Linked DNA regions of Homo sapiens: region 1 is linked to region 2. Evidence: chromatin contacts called from ENCODE Hi-C or POLR2A ChIA-PET data. All regions are on one chromosome and are shown on one strand. The core of a region is the stretch at or near the end of the contact, and the rest is flanking DNA. Distances in the headings are between cores, read along the strand shown.

The links. Hi-C counts contacts between places; a loop is a spot of excess contacts on that map. ChIA-PET counts read pairs that join two places held with the same protein, here RNA polymerase II (POLR2A). Pooled maps may share reads with other maps.
Region 1: a pooled map shows a loop between it and region 2 (2.5-fold over the local background). The contact joins two enhancer-like sites. A Hi-C loop is called at or near these places in 1 of 50 pooled maps. POLR2A ChIA-PET finds 5 or more read pairs at or near these places in 3 of 52 experiments (Panc1 and activated T-cell).

The regions. Positions count from the first base shown.
Region 1 is chr4:82,393,583-82,400,873 of GRCh38, reverse strand. No RefSeq gene overlaps it. Among named protein-coding and RNA genes, the nearest start is that of HNRNPD-DT, 23 kb to the right of the region's middle. Within about 2 kb of position 5,818, at least 2 of the 41 ENCODE cell types and tissues checked have a DNase peak (open chromatin) inside an H3K27ac peak, as active enhancers do.
Region 2 is chr4:82,735,961-82,742,346 of GRCh38, reverse strand. All of the region lies in intron 1 of SCD5 (stearoyl-CoA desaturase 5), which reads left to right. Among named protein-coding and RNA genes, the nearest start is that of MIR575, 14 kb to the left of the region's middle. RefSeq lists a silencer at 2,741-2,830. Within about 2 kb of position 2,891, at least 2 of the 41 ENCODE cell types and tissues checked have a DNase peak (open chromatin) inside an H3K27ac peak, as active enhancers do.

The DNA.
Region 1 (7,291 bases), core at 4,569-7,068, 340 kb after region 2:
TGTAATTATATATGTCTAAACACACACATATAAATGTATATTAAGATCAATTGAAGAATCATCTATAAATGGTTAAAAAATTTTAAGGTGAAATCAATGTTAGTAGATTTATTAAAAACAGATAAATTCTTGACTAAAAATTGTTGCATGGATGATATTCTAAAATAAAAAAAGTCAAATTAGAATTTGGATTTTCTTTTTGGAAAATGACTAAGTTAGTCTGTGACCAGATAACAGCTATCCTTTTGAAACACCAAAATACTCTATTAATTCTCTAGACTTCTTGGCATACTCTGGAATAATTTTGACCAAAAATTCCTCACTTTTCAGTTAAGTTCCTAGTAATAACTGTTCCCTACTGACGTGGTTTTTAAATACGTATAATAACTATAACTGTCTTTTGGAGTTTTTGTTTGTTTTGATAGGGTCTCGCTCTGTCACCCAGGCTGGAATGCAGTGGTACAGTCTCCACTCACTGCAGCCTTGACCTCCTAGGTTCAAGCCATCCTCCCACCTCAGCCTCTCCAGTAGCTGGAGCTACCAGCATGTGCCGCCATGCCCAGATAAATTTTATTTTTTTAATTTGAGACGGAGTCTCCCTTTGTTGACCAGGCACAAATTGTGCAGTGGCACAATTTGGGTTCACGGCAACCTCCACCTCCCGGATTTAAGTGATTCTCCTGCCTTGGCCCCCCAAGTAGCTGGGATTACACCACTGGGCGCACCACCACACCCGGCTAATTTTTGTATTTTTAGTAGAGACGGGGTTTCACCCTGTTGGCAGGCTGGTCTCCAGCTCCTGACCTCAAGTGACCCGCCCGCCTCAGCCTCCCAAAGTGCTGGGATTACCGGTGTGAGCCACCGTGCCCGGAGGTCTTGGATTTTAAAAATTATAATTTCTGTTCATACCTTATATCTTCTGACAATTCTTCTTCATTCTGCCTTTATATTAGGCCCTAAATTCAGAATAATAAAAATGTTAAGATGTTTTTTATCCTTCAAATATCTTTAGACTTCCTGAAATGACTGTTAGGTATCACAAATATTTGCTCATTCACTTTCTACTCAGGAAGAATAATTGAAATAATTGTTTGGCCTAGAGTGGTGGCTCATGCCTGTAATCCCAGCCACTTTGGGAGGCCAAGGCGGGCAGATCGCTTGAGCCCAGGAGTTTGAGGCCAACCTGGGCAACACAGTGAAACCCATCTCTGTGAAAAATACAAAATACAAAAAATTAGCCAGGTGTGGCAGTGCACGCTTGTGGTCCCAGCTACTTGGGAGGTTGAGGTTGGCAAATTGGTTGAGCCCAGGAGGCAGAGGTTGCAGTGAGCGGAGATCATGGGGAGATCATGGCACTGTACTCCAGCCTGGGCGACCCCAACTCAAAAAAAAAGAAAAAGAAAGAAAGAAATAATTAAGTGTGGGCATTTTTCAAACTTAAACAATGGTGAGAACTACTTTTTAGTAGCAATTAAAAAAAAAGGACAAAAGAAAAGGAAAAAACCCATATTTTATGAATTTTCTACAATGTGACATTTTTATTTTAAAAATAAGTAACTTAAAAATAGATATTACTCAGCCGGGCATGGTAGCTCATGCCTATAATCCCACACTTTGGGAGGCTGAGGCAGGCAGATCATGAGCTCAGGAGATTGACACCATCCTGGCTGACACAGTGAAACCCCGTCTCTACTAAAAAAATACAAAAAATTAGCTAAGCGTGGTGGCGGGCGCCTGTAGTCCCAGCTACTTGGGAGGCTGAGGCAGGAGAATGGCGTGAACCTGGGAGGCGGAGCTTGCAGTGAGCAGAGATCGCACCACTGCACTCCAGCCTGGGGGACAGAGCGAGGGTCCGTCTAAAAAAAAAAAAAAAAAAAGGTAAATAGAAATTTAGTTAAAAATAGAAAGTTAAAGAGCATATCAATCATATACATATTTAATGTATTTTAGTTTATCTAAATCTCTCTTGGTAAGCCAACAGCTGGAAGACATGCACTAAGAAAATGGGAAGCAGTTGGTAGAAATAATTTTTGGATATGTGGAGAAATAGCTGGGATTAAAAAAAAAGTGCTGTGGGAATCTGGGGTCATAAAGAGACTGTTGCAGAAGGGGGATGTTAGAAAGAACAAAAAACCGGGAATTTAATTTTTTTCACAGGAAAATGAAACAGAAAAAACTGCTTTGGATATAGCACAGAGCCAGTGAAGGATATACAATGGTACTTCTGAAACAAAGGGAAGAAAAGAATGCCCAGAAGTTTGTGTATAGGAGAACCTACCCAGCAGTTCTGCTGTGAGCATCAAGAGGGAAGGCTAGGTCTTTCTTCATGAAATGGAGAGCCTGGAGAATGCTGGGCTGGTAATGTCAGCAGATCAATTTACCTACTCAAAACTCATATTTCCACTTTCCTTTTGGGTTCACAAGGGTGATCTGCTAAGATGGCTAAAGTCTCTGGGGACTTTTTTTTTTTTTTTTCTGAGACAGCGTCTTGGTTTGTTGCCCAGGCTGGAGTGCAGTGGCATGATCTCAGCTCACTACAACCTCTGCTTACCTGGTTCAAGCTATTCTCCCACCTCAAACTCCCAAGTAGCTGGGATTATAGGTGTCCACCACCATGCCCAGCTAATTTTTTTTTTTTTGAGATGGAGTCTAGCTCTGTTGCCCAGGCTGGAGTGCAGAGGCGCGATCTTGGCTCACTGGAACCTCTACCTCCCAGGTACAAGCGATTCTCCTGCCTCAGCCTCCCAAGTAGCTGGGATTACAGGTGCCCGCTACCACACCCAGCTAATTTTTGTATTTTTAGTAGAGACGGGGTTTCATTGTGTTGGTCAGGCTGGTCTCAAACTCCTGACCTTGTGATCTGCCTGCCTCTGCCTCCCAAAGTACTGGGATTACAAGTGTGAGCCACTGTGCCCAGCCTAATTTCTGTATTTTTAGTAGGGACAGGGTTTTCCCATGTTGGCTGGGCTGGTCTCGAACTCCTGAGCTCAAGTTATCTGCCTGCCTGGGCCTCCCAAAGTGCTGGGATTACAGATATGAGCTACCACGCCCGGCCTCTGGGGACTTATTAATTTACTATATTTTGTTCTAAAGGAGGACTTTTAATGTTAGCTAGTAGTACAGTATATTGTATAGAAAAAAGGATAGAGGCATGCATAACAACTATTAGCACAAATACATATGTGCATTTTTTCTCTTCTAGCACTGATGTGACTCCTGTCATTAGCAGTTGTGACACACATTGCTTAAAATCAACAGCTGATTCAACATTTGGAAATATAAACTTTATGAATAAAAATTATATAATCCAATTGAAGATTTCTATAAGCTCACCCAAGAAGTATAATACCTCAGCTAACTACATTCTCGTTTGGGATTTTATTCTTCCTTTTTGCTTACAAATATTCTTGAATTTATATTCCTAAAGGCAAAAAAAAAAAAAAAAAAAAAGGCACATACTAAAATGAGCAACTGCTTCTCTTCTTTCTTTCTTTCTTTATTTTTTTGTTTTTTGGAGGGTGTGGGGACAGTGTCTCGCTCTGTTGCCCAGGCTAGAGTGCAGTGGCGCGATCTCAGCTCACTGCGACCTCTGCCTCCTGGGTTCAAGCGATTCTCTTGCCTCAGCCTCTGAGTAGCTGGCACCACAGGCACATGACATCGCGCCCAGCTAATTTTTGTATTTTCTGATAGAGGCGGGGTTTTGCCGTGTTGGCCAGGCTAGTCTCGAACTCCTGACGTCAGGTAATCTGCCTGCCTTGGCCTCCCAAAGTGCTGGGATTACAGGCATGAACACTGCGCCCGGCCCCTTTATTTATTTATTTACTTATTTAAAGACGGAGTCTCGCTCTGTCGCCAGGCTGGAGTGCAGTGGCGTGATCTTGGCTCACTGCAACCTCTGCCTCCCGGGTTCAAGCAATTCTCCTGCCTCAGCCTCCTGAGTAGCTGGGACTACAGGCGCGCGCCATCACACTCAGCTAATTTTTTGTTGTTGTTGTTGTTGTTGTATTTTTAGTAGAGACAGGGTTTCATCATGTTGGCCAGGATGGTCTCAATCTCTTGACCTCATGATCCACCCGCCTCGCCCTCTCAAAGTGCTGGGATTACAGGCGTGAGTCACCGCACCCGGCCACATTCTTTATTTTTAACAGCTTTTTTGAGCTATAATTCACATTTCATGCAATTAATTTATTTAAAGAGTAAAATTGTATGGTTTTTAGTGTATTGACAAAGCTGTGTACCCATTACTGCAATGAATTTCAGAACATTTGTATAGCCCCAAAAAGAAATTCTTTACCTATTAGCAATTGCTCCTTATTTCTCTCTGACGTCCCAGCCCTAGGCAACCACTACTGTCTGTTCCGTCTTTATAGGTTTGCTTCCGGGCATTTAATATACATGGAATCATACAATATGTGGCCTTGTGTTACTGGCTTTTTCACTTAACGTGATGTTCCCCGCTTCATCCATGTTGGAGTACATATCAGTACTTTATTCCTTTTTATCACTGAATAATAGTCTATCCTATGGTGTGAAAAAAAAAGCATGAACACAGCAGGCTGGAGACTGCTATCCTTAGAAAAGCCTGCTTACGGCCGGCCGGGCGCGGTGGCTCACGCCTGTAATCCCAGCACTTTGAGAGGCCGAGGGGGCGGATCACAAGGTCAGGAGATCGAGACCATCCTGGCTAGCACGGTGAAACCCCGTCTCTACTAAAAATACAAAAAATTAGCCGGGTGTGGTGGCGGGCGCCTGAAGTCCCAGCTACTCGGGAGGCTGAGGCAGGAGAATGGCGTGAACCCGGGAGGCGGAGCTTGCAGTGAGCCGAGATCGCACCACTGCACTCAAGCCTGGGGGAGGGAGCGAGACTCCATCTCAAAAATAAATAAATAAATAAATAAGTAAATCAATCAATCAATAAATAAAAAGAGAAGCCTGCTTACCAGATTGGCCCTTGACTGGTGTCTGGGACCTTGAATTTGGGGAGATTTCCACCATTCCCTAACTGATATGGATGGTTTATTCTGCCTTAACTATTTGTATGAACTCTGGTTTGTGCTATCCACCTGTTTTCCGCCTAGAGTCTGCAATCTTGGTACATGCTACGCAGAGGGTGCCTACATGATCAGCTCCCAATAAAAATCTTAGGCATTGAGTCACGAATGAGTTTCCCTGGCAGACACCATTTCACAAATTATTACAATTCATTGCTGGGGGATTTAATCTCATCCTGGGTGACTCCACTGGGAGAGGACTCTTGGGAAGCCTGTGCCTGGCTTCCTCTTGACTTTGCCCTTAGTTGATTTTGCTTTGTATCCTTTTGCTGCTATAAACCTTAACCATGACTATGACTACATCCTGTGGGTCCTCTCATCAAATACAGGGGTGAGCTTGGAGGCCTCCAAGACATATGAATATAGCTTATTTTACTTATCCATTCATTAGCTGATGGACATGTGGATTATTTCCACTTCTTGGCTATTATGAATAAATGCTACTATGAACATTCATGCACGGGTTTCTGTGTAGACTTTCATTTTTCTTGGTTATTGTTGTATAATAGAGAATTTGGCCTCATCCGTGGTTCCTGGGGAGAGACTCTAAATCCTTGTAATTTCCGAAGTAATAGGAGTATCTTTGTTTTTCATGAGGCTCTCAGATCACACCTGAGTTTACACTGAGGTGACTCATGCTGGGCACCTTAGAAAGCTTCAGGAAGGGGGCTGATCATGTGATTACAGAGTTGGGGCTTTGAGGCATGTGATATCACCCAGTGTCCTGGGAGGGGAAGAGTCTGAGTCCATTCCTGTGGCTGTTGATTCAATTAATCATGCCTACTTAATGGAACACCAATACTGAATACTGAACCTCAGTGGAGCTTCCTGGTTTATGAACACGTCAGTGTGTCAAGAAGGTGACACATCCAGAGACAGCACAGCAGCTCTGTGTTTGGGACCCTCCCCGACCTCTCCCCATGTGTCTCTTCATTTGGCTGGTTCTGATACGTATCCTTTATAATAAAATCGTAATCACAAATATAGAGCTTTCCTGAGTTCTGTGTCATTCTAGTGAATTATCAGACCTTAAGGGGATGTGGGAGCTTCCAAACTTATAGCCGGTAGGTCAGAAGTGAAGGTGGTCAGAAATGTAGACTACAGTGAACCATGATTGCGCTACTACACTCCAGCTGAGCCTATGGAGTGAGACTCTGTCTCTTAAAGAGAGAGAGATTGGAAAGAGAGAGGGAAAGAGAGAGAGAAAGAGAGAGAGAGAAACAGAGAAACAGAGAAACAGAGAAAGCTGACCAGAAGATCTTGGTGGCAGAATTCAGGAATGGTGGTAACACTCTAAACTTTATATGCCTATTTTCAGAGTGAAAGTGCTTGGGGGTGGAGTGTAGAGGACTCTCTTTTGTTACTGTATATATTTCTGTGTGTCTGGATTTTTAGAATTAAATTGTATTCATATAGTACTTGTGTGTTTTAAAATTATTTTAGGTCTGGTGTGGTGGCTGACACCTATAATCCCAACACTTTGGGAGGCCAAGGTGGGAAGATTGCTTGAGCCTGGGAATTCAAGACCAACCTGGGCCACAGAGTGGGACTCTGCTTCTACAAAAATTATCCTGGCATGGTGGCACACACCTGTAGCCCCAGCTACTCAGGAGGCTGAGGTGGGAGAGTTTCCTGAACCTGGGAAGTTGAGGCTGCAGTAAAACGTGATTAAGCCACTTCACTCCAGCCTGGATGATAGGAGTGGCCCTGTCTCAAAAATAAAATAAAATAAATAAAATACTTTTAAAGTAAAAATGAGAATACATAAACTGGGTATGGTCCTCTTATCTCAGCTACTGGGGACCTAAAGCAGGAGGACCCCTTGAGCCCAAGAGTACAAGACAAGCCTGGGCAACATAGCAAGATTCTGTCTCAAAAAAAATATATATAGTACAAAATAATATAACACAGTGGTAGACAGTAGAAGGAGACTGACTTAAACCCAGGAAGAAGAGATGGGCTATACTATGTGCTAGGCCTATCATGCTGTTTGCAACACACAAGAGGTCACAATGAACTGTTTGTGAACTGAATGATGTAGTGATGTTGGCAACTTCCTGAGGAAGAGCATGAAGGCAGCCTTGGTCTCTGCTGTAGCCCACAGGGAGGTATGCCATCTTCCTGAGCCTTTAGCTGGAAAGTGATCTATGGTCTACAGCAGCGATCCCCAACCTTTTTGGCACCAGGGACAGTGACACCCGAAGTGTGTTGCTTATGTCCAGTCTACTCCGTAATCTCGT
Region 2 (6,386 bases), core at 1,642-4,141:
CTCTCTTCTGAGTGGCCACGTTTGGTCCCCAGGGCACACTCTACTCAGGAAAACCCAGAAAGGCAGACTAGCTCCTGCATGCCCCTCTAGCCTGCTGTCATGGCCCACTCTGGGTGTCACAGGCATGCCTCTGGGACCTGAATGTCTGCTGGTTCCAGCTGTAGTGAAACTACTTTAAAGCTCCCCAAGTGGTCCACACAAGCTGCCTGACTGGGCTTGGAATGAAGAAGATACAACTCTTGCCCATCTTTCTTTTTTTTTTTTTTTTGAGACGGACTCTCTTCTGTCATCCAGGCTGGAGTGCAGTGGTGCGATCTCGGCTCACTGCAAGCTCCACCTCCCGGTTTCACGCCATTTTCCTGCCTCAGCCTCCTGAGTCGCTGGGACTACAGGCATGCCCATCTTTCTTTGGGGGATTTTAAGGGGGACACTACAGCTCATTAACAGCTCCCCCAACAAAAGCTCTTCACCTATCTGCCCACTCCCCCCCCCCGCCCACTCTGACCCCTTTTCATATCCTTGATCTGGAGGAGGCATCCAAGAGTGACGGAGCCAGGTCTCAATAATTTCCTTTGTGAATTCTGTGTAAGGGGGTCTGTTTCACAGTCATGTAGGTATCTGATATCTATCATATTGGTGCCTCAATTAAAATGGAGGCAGAAAGAGCCCTATTCTAATATCTCATTCCATAAACAATAGAGACAAAGGCAAAAGTGTGTGTTTTAGTTCTCTATTGCTGCCTACCAGCCAGAAATGGAGTGGTTTAAAACAACATCGATAGACTATTTCTCATGATTCTTTGCTGGCTGGTCAGTTCCTCTGCTGGTCTCACCTGGGCTGGCTCATGCAGCTGCCGTCACTCACACAGCTGGTGGTTGGCACTGACTGTTGGTTGGGCGCCTTGGTTTTCTGTCTCATGGCTTCTCATTCCCTGGTAGGTGACAATGGTTTCCTTTCAGAACAAGCATGGCAGTGTTTCGAGGGACCAAAGTGCAAGCTCCAAGGCCTCTCAAGGCCCAGGCTCTGAAAGTCACACAGCATCACTTTCATACATTCTATTGACCAAACAAAACCACAAGACCAGCCTAGATATAAGAAGTGGGAAAAGAGGCTGGGCGCAGTGGTTCATGCCTGTAATCCCAGCACTTTGGGAGCTGAGGCGGGCAGATTGCTTGGGCCCAGGAGTTTGAGACCAGCCTAGGCAACATGGCAAAACTCTGTCTCTACGAAAAAAAAAAAAAAAAAAATTAGCTGGCACACGCCTGTAGTCCCAGCTACTTGGGAGGCTGAGGTGGGAGGATCACTTGGGCCTGGGGCCTAGAAGGCAGAGGCTGCAGTGAGCTGTGATTGCACCACTGCACTCCAGCCTGGGTGACAGAGCGAGACCCTGTCTCAAAAGAAAAAAAAAAAAAAGAATTGGGAAAAGAGACTCCACCTTAGTCTTAGTCTTTCACCCTCCCCTATAGTTTCTAACACAGAATTCTGCCTCTGTCAGTTCTGGTTCTAGACTTTTTCTGAGCAGATTTGGGGTAAAGGATTAGGGGAAGAATTAAAAGTTATCTCTACATTGGTTTACATTTTGCTTACATTTGGAAGGGTAGAAGGAAGAGAAAAGAAAGATTCAGAAGTTGAGAGGAGGGAGGAGAGAAAGTAGAGCCAACTGTGGCGGACCTTGGAAAAGCACTGCAGGGGATAGACCACACATTGGGAACTGGGAGTCCTTGGTTTAGAGAATAGGGTTCCAGGCCAGGCAGGTGCTTTCATTAATGAAGTTATCGGTAAGTCAATATGTCTGTCTGAGTTGGATGAATGATACCCTCCAAAGCTTATTGTGAAAATGAACTTCACTATAGATTGGATTCCCCCTTGGGGCCTGGCTAAAGCCACACTATGAGATGTTAGCCTGATACTGGCTCCATAATACCCAAACCCAGCCTGAGATCCTCCCCGTCCACCTGCCCCAGTGGACAAACCTTGCACTCCCATCCTTTCTCCCCTCTGACTTTTGTGCTCCTAGGGAAGGTGATCAACAGCAAGGCGAGGTGCTGGGTGCTGGCAAAACAACCTCGCCTTCAGGTTCCAGGTTTCTGGAAGAGGTGAATGACAGAAGAGGGAATCAAGTTGATTATTTCCTCCATGTCTCCGCTCTACTTTGGGCGCTACATTCAAAGCTCAGGTTTTTCATTTTAAAAATAATTGCTAAAGTCCTTAGGGGGTAGATGCTTTATGTGTGCTTATCTCGAGTTTAAGTTGAAAGGACCTGTGTTTCCCATCAGATGCCCCCAGCAGGAATGGCATTGGAGGCTGGTGATATTTGAAGGGCAGGTCAGATTGCTGAGACATGAAGTGGCTGGGCTGGTGTTGAGCCGACACAGGTGAGCAGGCTCAGGCTGCAGATTGTTGAAGCAGATAAGCAAGCGGTGGGGATGGAGAGGGGTCGGGACCTGCACTCGCCTTAGATTTTAAACACATCAAGTCCATGGAAGAATTTATTTTCTACTTTCAGAGAACAGATATATGCCTCTCTTTAAGAGAATATGCTGTGCTAAAAAAATTATCAAGTTTTCATCGTGGCTTTTCACGATCAGCATGGCTAAGCAGAAGCCTGTCCAGCTGCGTCTAACTCTACGTGCTTCCTAAATTACCCTGTAATCCTCTTGTCCTCTTCCAAGCCTTGGCCGATCTGAATCATAGTGCATTTCTTTCAGCACACACATGGCAATAGATACTTCAGAGCATCGTTGGGGTGAGTTTTGTGTGCGTGAATGCCTGTGCCCTGGCCTGGGCCACCACCGCACACAACCAGCAGGCGGAGTGTGGCTCTACCAGCCACGACCTCCCTCCAGGGCAGTGCGGGGAGGCCACCGGCAGGGGGTGCTGCACCCACACTGCTGGCACCAGTACGTGGGCATTACCAGGCTTCATAAATTGCTGGAAATTTAAAGCTGGAGGGGATGTTAGAAACCGTATCATCCACTGGTTTCCATTCGCTCGTGAGGAACCCATGATCCCGAGAGTTGAGTTTGTGGTGGAAATGGAGCTAAAATAGAGCCCTCTCCACTTCCAGGCCAGGACCTCCACCTTTCACATCCCCACTGCCTTCCCCTGGCATGACTACAAATGTCTTACCAGTGTTGAGAGGGAAATGATTTGCATGTAGAAGAATCAGCAAGGACAAGAACAGGTACTTAGTGCTATTTGCCTGGGAAATCGCAGATTGAGGCTTTTTGCATTTGGCCCCAAAGTCACAGTCAACCCGCAACTAGTAGGGGTAAGATTATTATTTTTTAGTGATTATATTTAAAAATAGCACACTTGGGGAAAAAATTACAGTTTGCTACAAATCATCAAAACATTTGCCCATCCTCTGAGAGGCCATATGTTGTAGTGTCAGTCCCCACCTCTGTTATTACTAGCTGGGTGATCTTGGCCAAATTTCTAAACTCCATTTTGCCTCATCTGTAAAATGGGGTTGGTGAAGATTAAATGAGATAAGACATAGGCAGTGCTTTTTAGGGTCACAGCGTATCCTAAGTACTCAACAAGTGCCAACTGTAATAATAATGGGAGCCATTTGGCATCTATAACTTGGAACTGCTATGTAGTTGTATCTACTACAGTGGAGAAATGTTCCCTCTCACCAGTTGGATATGTAGCTGTTGGGTGTAGCTTCTCTATGGTCTACCAGGATCCTCTCCAGAGACCATAGTTGTGGCCAGGAGTTGGCTAAGGTGAAGGAGTGAAGAGTAGGTATGGAAGGGTGGAAGGAATGGGTGAGTGGCTTTTAGTCTAAGCTGGCAAGTAAGAAAGAATTGAGAAAGAGAGGAAGTGTGCTGGGATGTGTTCTTCCCCAACTGGGGATCTTTCTTATAGGCAAAAAAATAAATAATCAAAAGCCATGAAACAGACAGTGATAACTTTTTTTTTAAACGGAGTCTCACTCTGTTGCCAGGCTGGAGTGCAGTGGCACGATCTCGGCTCACTGCAACGTCTGCCTCCTGGGTTCAAGCGATTTTCCTGCCTCAGTCTCCCGAGTAGCTGGGACCACAGACGCACGCCACCACACCCAGCTAATTTTGTATTTTTAGTAGCGACAGGGTTTCACCATGTTGGCCAGGATGGTCAGTCTCCGTCTCTTGACCTCGTGATCCGCCCGCCTAGGCCTCCCAAAGTGCTGGGACTACAGGCATGAGCCACTGGGCCCGGCCGTGATAACTTTTTTTCAGGTAGAAATCTTTTGGTTCTTTTTTTATCAAGTATTTTGTGTGATGCTTACAGAATACATTTATTAAGTATTTTGTACAGCTCTTATTTTTTGTTGTTGTTTTACAATTTGGGTGATGCGTGCAAAAAGTAGATATAGTTCTAGATAGTGGATTTTTTTTTTTTTAGCTAATTAGATTGACCTCAGGTCCAATCTGTAAAGTGTTTCAAATACTTAAGTTTTGTTTAGATTTCTTTAATCTTATCCATGACCTTTTTTGCCCCCCAGCCTTCCTACCTCATTGTGCCATTGATAGCAACTTGACTTTGGTTTCTTCTCTTTTCAGAGTTTGATCCAGTGGTTGTAAAATGCTTTCAGATCACGACATGAAACTCTGCCTTAATAGAAAGGCACAATATAAATCAGAGATGGCCAGAAAGGCAAGCATGAAAATAGTATCCCTGATTTTTTTCCAGTAGCACATGATATAACATTGAATAATTGCTGGGTATATTTGACAAATTGGGATACAGTTCATTAGGGAGCTGGGGAACTTAAAAATCAGGCTGTCTTCAGGAAAATTTATGAGGGGATTACAGTGTGCAGCCACCAGAAAATGGGGCAGCAGGAACCTTGGCTGAATTGATGATCTGCCTGAGTGGGAGCTGCATCCATTGAGCAAAACTTTCTTTAGTCAAAGTGACTTAGAGGGAAAATTGTGATAAATAGAATGAATGAAAAAAATTAACATCCAGAATATCTAGAGAATGGAATTAAATCCACAAGTGCAATACTATTTCTACTGCATTAACAGTCAAAAAAAAATCTGAACATGTTCACACAAGAGGCATTACAACTAGAAAACAAATCCTTGGAAGAGGACTCAGCCTCCTTAGTAATTATAAGAAGTTAAAACACAAAACCATGCAATGCCGTTAAACTGGCAAATTATAATTACAAAATCAAAGTCTGGCAAGGCTTTTGAGAAAGTTATACCCTCATACAAACATAAATTAGTACAATATTTCTGGAAAGCAACATGGCGAAGTGTAGTAAACCATGGAACATCATATCCTTTGAGCTAGTATATGTTTGAGACTACATCCTGGAGAAACAAAGAAAGAAAAATAGGAAAAAAAACCCTAAAAATTATTTTAAAAAATTAAAAACAAACTATGGTCTGGCACGGTGGCTTACACCTGTAATCCCAACACTTTGAAAGGCTGAGGTGGGAGGATCACTTGAGCCCAAGAGTTCGAGACTAGCCTGGGCAACATGGCAAGACCCCGTGTCTACAAAATTTTTTTAAAAAATTAGCTGGGCATGGTGGCATGCATCTGTAGTTCCAGCTACTCAGGAGGTTAAGGTGGGAAGATCTCTTGAGCCCAGAAGGTCGAGGCCACAGTGAGTTGAGGGCATCACTGCACTCCAGCCTGGGCAACAGAGCAAGACCCTGTCTCAGAAAAAAAGAAACCCCAAAAGTATGTTGTAAAATGAAATATAATATTACTATTAAGAATGATTTTTTTTTTTTGAGGCAAAGTCTCACTCTTGTCCCCCAGACTGGAGTGCAATGGCGCGATCTGGGCTCACTGCAACCTCTGCCTCCTGGGTTCAAGTGATTCTCCTGCCTCAGCCTCCTGAGTAGCTGGGATTACAGGCAGCTGCCACCACGCCTGGCTAATTTTTGTATTTTTAGTAGAGACAGGTTTCACCATGTTGGCCAGGCTGGTCTCGAACTCCTGACCTCGGCTGATCCACCTGCCTCAGCCTCTCAAAGTGCTGGGATTACAGATGTGAGCCACTGCGCCTGGCTGAGAATAATGGTTTTTTTTTTGTTTTGTTTTGTTTTTTCTTAGACAGGGTCTTGCTCTGTCACCCAGGCTGGATGCAGTGACACAATCTTGTCTCACTGCAACTCCTGCCTCCTGGGCTCAAGTGATCGTCCCACCTCAGCCTCCAGAGTAGCTGGGACTACAGGCACATGCCACCACACCCTGCTAATTTTTTAATACTTTTTGTAGAGATGGTGTTTCGCTATGTTGCCCAGGCTGGTCTCGAACTCCTGGGATCAAGTGATCTGCCCACCTTGGTCTCCTAAAGTGCTGGAATTGCAGGCCTGAGCCACTGTGCGTGGCCAAGAATAATAAATTTGTGTGTTATAAAAACAAATAGAAAGGCT